2 separate regions of the Homo sapiens genome follow, and region 1 is linked to region 2. Evidence: chromatin loops called from intact Hi-C (ENCODE). Cell type or tissue: heart left ventricle. All regions are shown on one strand. Links, peaks and the distances in the headings refer to the core of each region. The heading gives the core; the rest is flanking DNA.

The links. Hi-C counts contacts between places; a loop is a spot of excess contacts. Peaks named below come from ENCODE experiments on the same cell type or tissue, not always from the same donor. Only the 100,000 strongest peaks of a DNase experiment are listed, where the experiment ranks them.
Region 1: it touches region 2 in a loop (2.2-fold over the local background); 2 of 110 quality-filtered maps call a loop at or near these places.

What each region holds. Positions count from the first base shown.
Region 1 is chr12:62,760,747-62,763,656 of GRCh38, forward strand. The region is part of intron 4 of PPM1H (protein phosphatase, Mg2+/Mn2+ dependent 1H); the gene reads right to left. Among named protein-coding and RNA genes, the nearest start is that of MIRLET7I, 160 kb to the left of the region's middle. In heart left ventricle, for the core only: no CTCF peak of the experiment used is centred there; a DNase peak (open chromatin) is centred at 1,247.
Region 2 is chr12:62,701,161-62,704,070 of GRCh38, forward strand. All of the region lies in intron 6 of PPM1H (protein phosphatase, Mg2+/Mn2+ dependent 1H), which reads right to left. Among named protein-coding and RNA genes, the nearest start is that of MIRLET7I, 99 kb to the left of the region's middle. RefSeq lists enhancers at 845-1,448, 2,657-2,910. In heart left ventricle, for the core only: no CTCF peak of the experiment used is centred there; no DNase peak of the experiment used is centred there; H3K27ac peaks cover 1,754 bases.

The DNA of each region.
Region 1 (2,910 bases), core at 142-2,641, 59 kb after region 2:
AATGTCATCCTAATAGTTAGGCCAATTCCCAGAATGACTAAAGAAAAATAACTTTTCCTATAAAAGGTGAGTAAATGGCCAAATGACCTAGACTAGCTCTGAAGGGTAAGCACTGAGTCCCAGGTTAAAGATTACATTCTAACCACACACCAGTCATACTCTGCTCCGGGAAAAACCTTAAGTACTTGTGACCTTCTGTCCCTAACTTAGATGTTGTTTACTTTCAGTTTACATACAGTGCAAACACCAGGGTGTACATGATTTTCAAGTCAAAAAAGATAAGGACTAATCCAGAAAGGAGAAGGAATTCTGTTTCATGCAGGCTCCTTGACAGCAGCAAGAGATAACAAAACCACAACACAGGAGGCTTTAGAAAAAAACTAAATAAAAAGCCGTAATCTCAAAGAAGACTACAGCCAACAATAAATATTAATACTATAAAGTAAGGTCCTAAGGACTCCACAGTTACGGAGGAATAAGGGATCAGAAGTTCATATCCATTATTTGGAAGCATTAAGAAATGTTTAGATTATTTTCCATTACTCTGTATTTGAGGAGGAAGGGGAAAAGCTGTTTCAAACCTGTATGCAGAGTGTAATTTCCCTGGGGGGCAAATGGGATTATGTATGAAAAAAGGCTGGAAAGATATACCCCTAATTGGTAACAGTGGTTGGGGAGGGGAGGAGATTATAGGCAATTTTTCTTTTTTGCCTGTTTATATTTTCTACAAGAAACATGACATATATCTACAGCAAAAACTGTGTAAAAAATCCTTGAATTTTCCTGCTAAAATTGGTCTATGTTTTGTACTAAGGTAGAGATCTCTACCACAAAACACCAGGTGGAGATAGGCCTGTTTAGTGCTTCTCATTGCCCCAGCCTTATAGGCCCTCATTTCCCCATAAAAAAAGGGATGGAGAAGGGTACTGAGAATCTCTATAAAAGGTAGCCACTTATAGGAGCGTTTTGCAAGAGTTTAGGGAGTCCACACAGTGGAGCTGGCTGGCTTAGTGTAATAAATAGGCTGCGGTAAGAGTCATTCTAGGCCACAGCACTCATGGGGGCATGATCTGCCTTAATTTTACCCATGGGGAATGACACAGCAAGGAGCTGGAAGGCTTAGACATGAAGACTGACCTCTGCAGACTGGTGTGAGGGAAATGGACGTGGCTCCCAGAAGCGGCTCTTCCCACTCTCAGGACCTGCCATCTGTGGCCTAAGACCAGAGACCCACAGCCAGGCAGAGGGTCTCCCAGCACAGGCCCAGTCAGTGCTCCGTCTGCAGCTCCTGTCTTGGTAGCACTGCCTTGCTGTGTGCCAACAACTTGGGAGTCCCTGTTTTAGAGAATCTGCCAAGCCCCAAGTTTGCCTTTGGGTTAACCCCTAACTACGTATGGCCCATTTTAGGAGTTCCTTAGAGAGGTTTCTGTCTTGCACAGGTGGTCAGGTGAGTGTGCACAAAGCTCTGTGATTAGACCCTGTGGTGACCACACCTGATGTGTGCTTGTCCAGAGGGGGCTCACTGCCATGGAGTCTGTAGCAGTGCCTGGCCATGAGCGTCAGAGGCCTCAGCAAAGGCCTTCCTGATCTTCCTCTGGGAACTCCAGATAGCCAAGGAGCAGCCCCATGCTCAGAAAGCCACAGAGCAGGACAGGAAACTTCAGAAGCTCGCCTTCCTCCAAGCTTGGCTTTTCATTCAATTGTAGACTCTGTTGGAGGCTCAGAAGAGGCATGGTAGATGCGCCTGACAGCAGTAACTTATGCATACCCCGAAAATGATCCTTATAGCAGACACACCTGACAGCAGTAACTCAAGAAATGAGGGTTGCCATGTGGAGGGTGCTAGGGGGAGGATGCTAAGTGAAGATGCTATACAATCTGCATCCTTTTTACAAGCAGTTGCAGCTCTGTCCAGCCTGCCACCACTGGGCCATTTCTGTGTGTAAGTTCCCCATAATAAAACCTTGTGCCTTGTTTGTTGGCTTTGGGTCTCTTCTTCAGGTTCTTGAACGTGGTGTCATCCCTACTGAAATCAATAGGGATCTAGCATGACAGAGGAACATGTGATGAAATAAGCTAAAAATAGGGGCAATACCGGTTAAGAAATAAAGAACACCTCATTGATGACCGAGAAGGGAGAGGCTGGCAGGGAAACCTGGAGGAGGCTGAAATGCCTTTGGACCTGAAGAACTGTGCATGATTCAATCCTTCCTCTTATTGAAAGGAAAGAAACTATTTTTTTTTCCAAAGCACCTGCCAAGAAGCAGGTACTGTGTCTAATTTCTCTTCAACAACCCAAGGAGGCAAGAAGAGTTTTTAAGTGATGGTCCCGAAGTCCCCAAGCAGGGACCGAGAAGCAGATTTACCTGGCTCCCAATATGTGCTACCTCCCAGATCAAGCAAATGGTCTTTTCAGGTCTGTGAATCCATCCAAGGTCATCTCTTGCCTGCCCACACTGGGCTGTTTGGGTGGAATCAGGCGGACCGGGGTTGAGTGCTGGCCTTTCCACTTGTCCCCTGTAACCCTGGACTGGCTGTTGAGCCCCTCCAAGCCTCGGCTCCCTCCCCTCTATAAACCATGGCCATCAACCGCACACCATGCTATGAAGATCATCAGTCAGGGCTGAGCACCAAATCCAGATAGGGTAAATGTGCATGAGTGGGAGCGGGCATCAGGAGCAGAGGTCCTGATTTCAGATCACCTGCTTTGCATGCAGCAGTTGCTTTTCAGCTGTGAGACTAATTGTTCACAACTTGACAAAGCAGGTCAAAGTACAACACAAATTGCTACAACCTCTTGCCAGTCCTCGGCTCATTTCTTCCTCAGCTCTTCCTTACTTGATGGGTAATTAGAACACTTGTCAAATACAGAAAGTTGAAATCACTAATGTGACTCTAAAACTTATTGCA
Region 2 (2,910 bases), core at 311-2,810:
TTTTCTTGTTCCATAATATATTTGCAAAACAAAAGCAAAGAGTCTCCTTGTTCGGCTGCTTTCTATGTCTGACTATGCTGTTCCGGCTGATGCTCACTCACAAGCACCCCTTTCCCACCTTTGCCCTAGTGGGCTAGGTGCTGTCCTTACAGGCTCAGACATTCTCTATGAACATCTGAATTTGAGATGCCCATGCAGCCACACCGAAGCCCTTTTACCCTAATGAGCAGCAGTTATAGGACTTCTCCACCATAAACATACTTTGTCTTTGTGGCAATTTTATACATCCCTTCAGTAAAGCTTTGCTCACACTGTCCTCATAGCTGGGAGGCCTGCTAGCAAATCTCCCACATTTCTCTTTTAATCCACAAGCATCACTCTCCACCTTAAAGTTCTCCACTGAATTCCCGTCATCTTAAAATACAATCCAATGATGAGGCCCTCCATGATCTGGCCTTTGCACTCTGACATCGTCGATCACTCTGCTACGCCTTGTAACAATGGCTTTCTTGTTTGTTTGTTTTTTTTTTTTGACACACCAGGGGGCCTGGTCATTCCTTCTGTCTGGGCCATTCTTCCCTTTGATCCTGCCATGCTGGCTCCTGGACATCACTTGGAAAGGCCTCCCCTGACCACTCATCTACAAGTCTGGCGTTCTCTGCTCCTGCTCATCCTGCTTCAGTGCTTCAAGCACAATCTGAAATGCTCTTATTAATTTGTTTACCTTCTGTCCCAACATCCTGCACATTAACTCCATAAAGGCACAGACTTTCTTCCTATTTACCTGTCTATCTTTGTATCTACAATTGTGCAAGCACATGGTAGACATAAAGTAGACACAAGCTAAATGGATGAATGAATGAACAAAGGCTGGTATCTCTCCCTTAGCATGTCAGTTTCCCTCTAAAGATATCCCCCATTCACTCTGCCTTAATAGCTAGCTTTTCTATGGCTAATATTCATGGCTGGGTTCCCATTGGTGATACCTCTGACATATGTTTACCTACTTATATTAAAATTTCAAGTTCCCCTTTATTATTAGTATATATACAAATAGTTATAAAATCATAAAAAATAACATTTATGATTCTCTCGTCTATTCCTTTCTCAGTTCCTTAGTACCACGTCAGAATGGCAGTTTTTTTGCCACAGCTATTCACCAGTGTATATGGTGTTACCAAGACAATTTTCTAACTTGGTTTAAAGGCAAGTTCCTCCTTTAAAGTTCTTCCTAGTCTTTGCTGGATTCCTCCATTTCCAGGAAGAGCCCCTACTCTGATTGCTTAACCCATGGGCCAGGAACCTAGAGTTCACACTTTGGCATCATCAACATAAATCACTTCCCACGATCTCCCTTCTCTTCTAAGTCATGACCTTGAGCTACAGAGAGAGAGAGAGAGAGAGAGAGAGAGAGAGAGAGAAATACCACTTGTTTCCCTAAGTCTTAATTCCCTTAGCAAGACTTCAAAGTCATTTAAGAGGAACGAGAGGAACGTGATCCCCTCCGGGGGGTATAACAGGGGACCCTATTATGCTCCCTTCGGGGACAGCATAATCTCAACAATTCACTTGTGCAGCTCCAATGACACACACCAGTGAGTCACATTCTTCCACTAATCTCTAGACATTGCCTTGGCTGCCTCTTCTCCCCTGGGGATCTTCCTTCCTGGAGTCTCTCTTCCCTCCTGGCAGAGCCCACTGTGGTATTAAAGCACACCAGGCTTGGGGTCAGAGGTTCTGAAGTCACATCTCAATCGTCATGTGAACTGGCTGTATGAACCTGGGAAAATCCCTCAGACCTCACTGAATCTGCCTCTTCAACTGGACACTTCATAGGATGGTTGCAAGGATTAAGGGCAAACATGTCTGGGAACATCCTTTGTGAAGGATAAGGTGCTATTTGGCCATCAGTTGTGGCTATTAAGGTCTTCGGAGCCTCATTCTTTCTTCCATGCAGATGTAGAGCTAACAGGCAACCGTAAGCAGGAAGACACAGCACATCCCCGTAGGAAAAACCACTTCCTGCTGAGCAATCAAGCCACCTAATTCATACTTTTTCTACTGTAAGCATGAAGGAGCATACCCGTGCAACTTTATCCAGAACAGTCCATTGTTCTCCTCTAAAATGAGGACTCAGATACTCAGAAGGATGCCTCAGAGATAATAATCTAAAGAAGGTATAGCTGGGTTAGATTGAAATAGTCATAAAAGGAGCCCTTTTTTTTTTTTTTTTTCCTTAGCTGGGAGCTCAGTGCCCCTCCAGGAGGGAGGAGAAAGCCACAGGCAGCCTTGTTTTCTTCTCATTAGAAACCAAGTCCTAGCCCGGCAGAGGCACATTCCACAGGGGCTGGTTGGGTTTGGGAGGAGGCCGGAGCACAGAAACATCTTCGGTCCCCCTTCTTGCCTTTCTATAACAAAATCTCAGCAGTAGCTTAAATCTCAGGAGGCCTGGGATGAAACACCACCCAGGCCTGGCTGGACAGGAACAGACATAAGCCTGGAGCCCAAATGCTACTTGTGGCTTTTAAGAGCTTGGCATGACCCCAGTTAAGCAATTCTGGAATCCACAGAGGCTCTCCCTTGACTCCCCTCTCCCCACACCCACTCTCCTGAGACCTTCCTGCAAAAAGCAATGCAGGATTGGCAACCACCTCGTGCTTCCTTTTTTTCTGCCAGCCATCTGTATTTCCAAAGGAATCAGGCCCCAAGTCTAACCACAGTGCTCAGTAAATGGAGGCTGCTTTCTGAACCTTCAAGCGGCCTTACAGCAGGCAGCCAGCTCTTCCCCCCTCACTACATGAAAGAGAGAGAAAGCGTGTGTGTGTGTGTGTGTGTGTGTGTGTGTGTGTGTGTGTCCTTTAAGGCAACACAAGAAGAGTCTGATGTTTGGTTAGATCTTACTATTATATT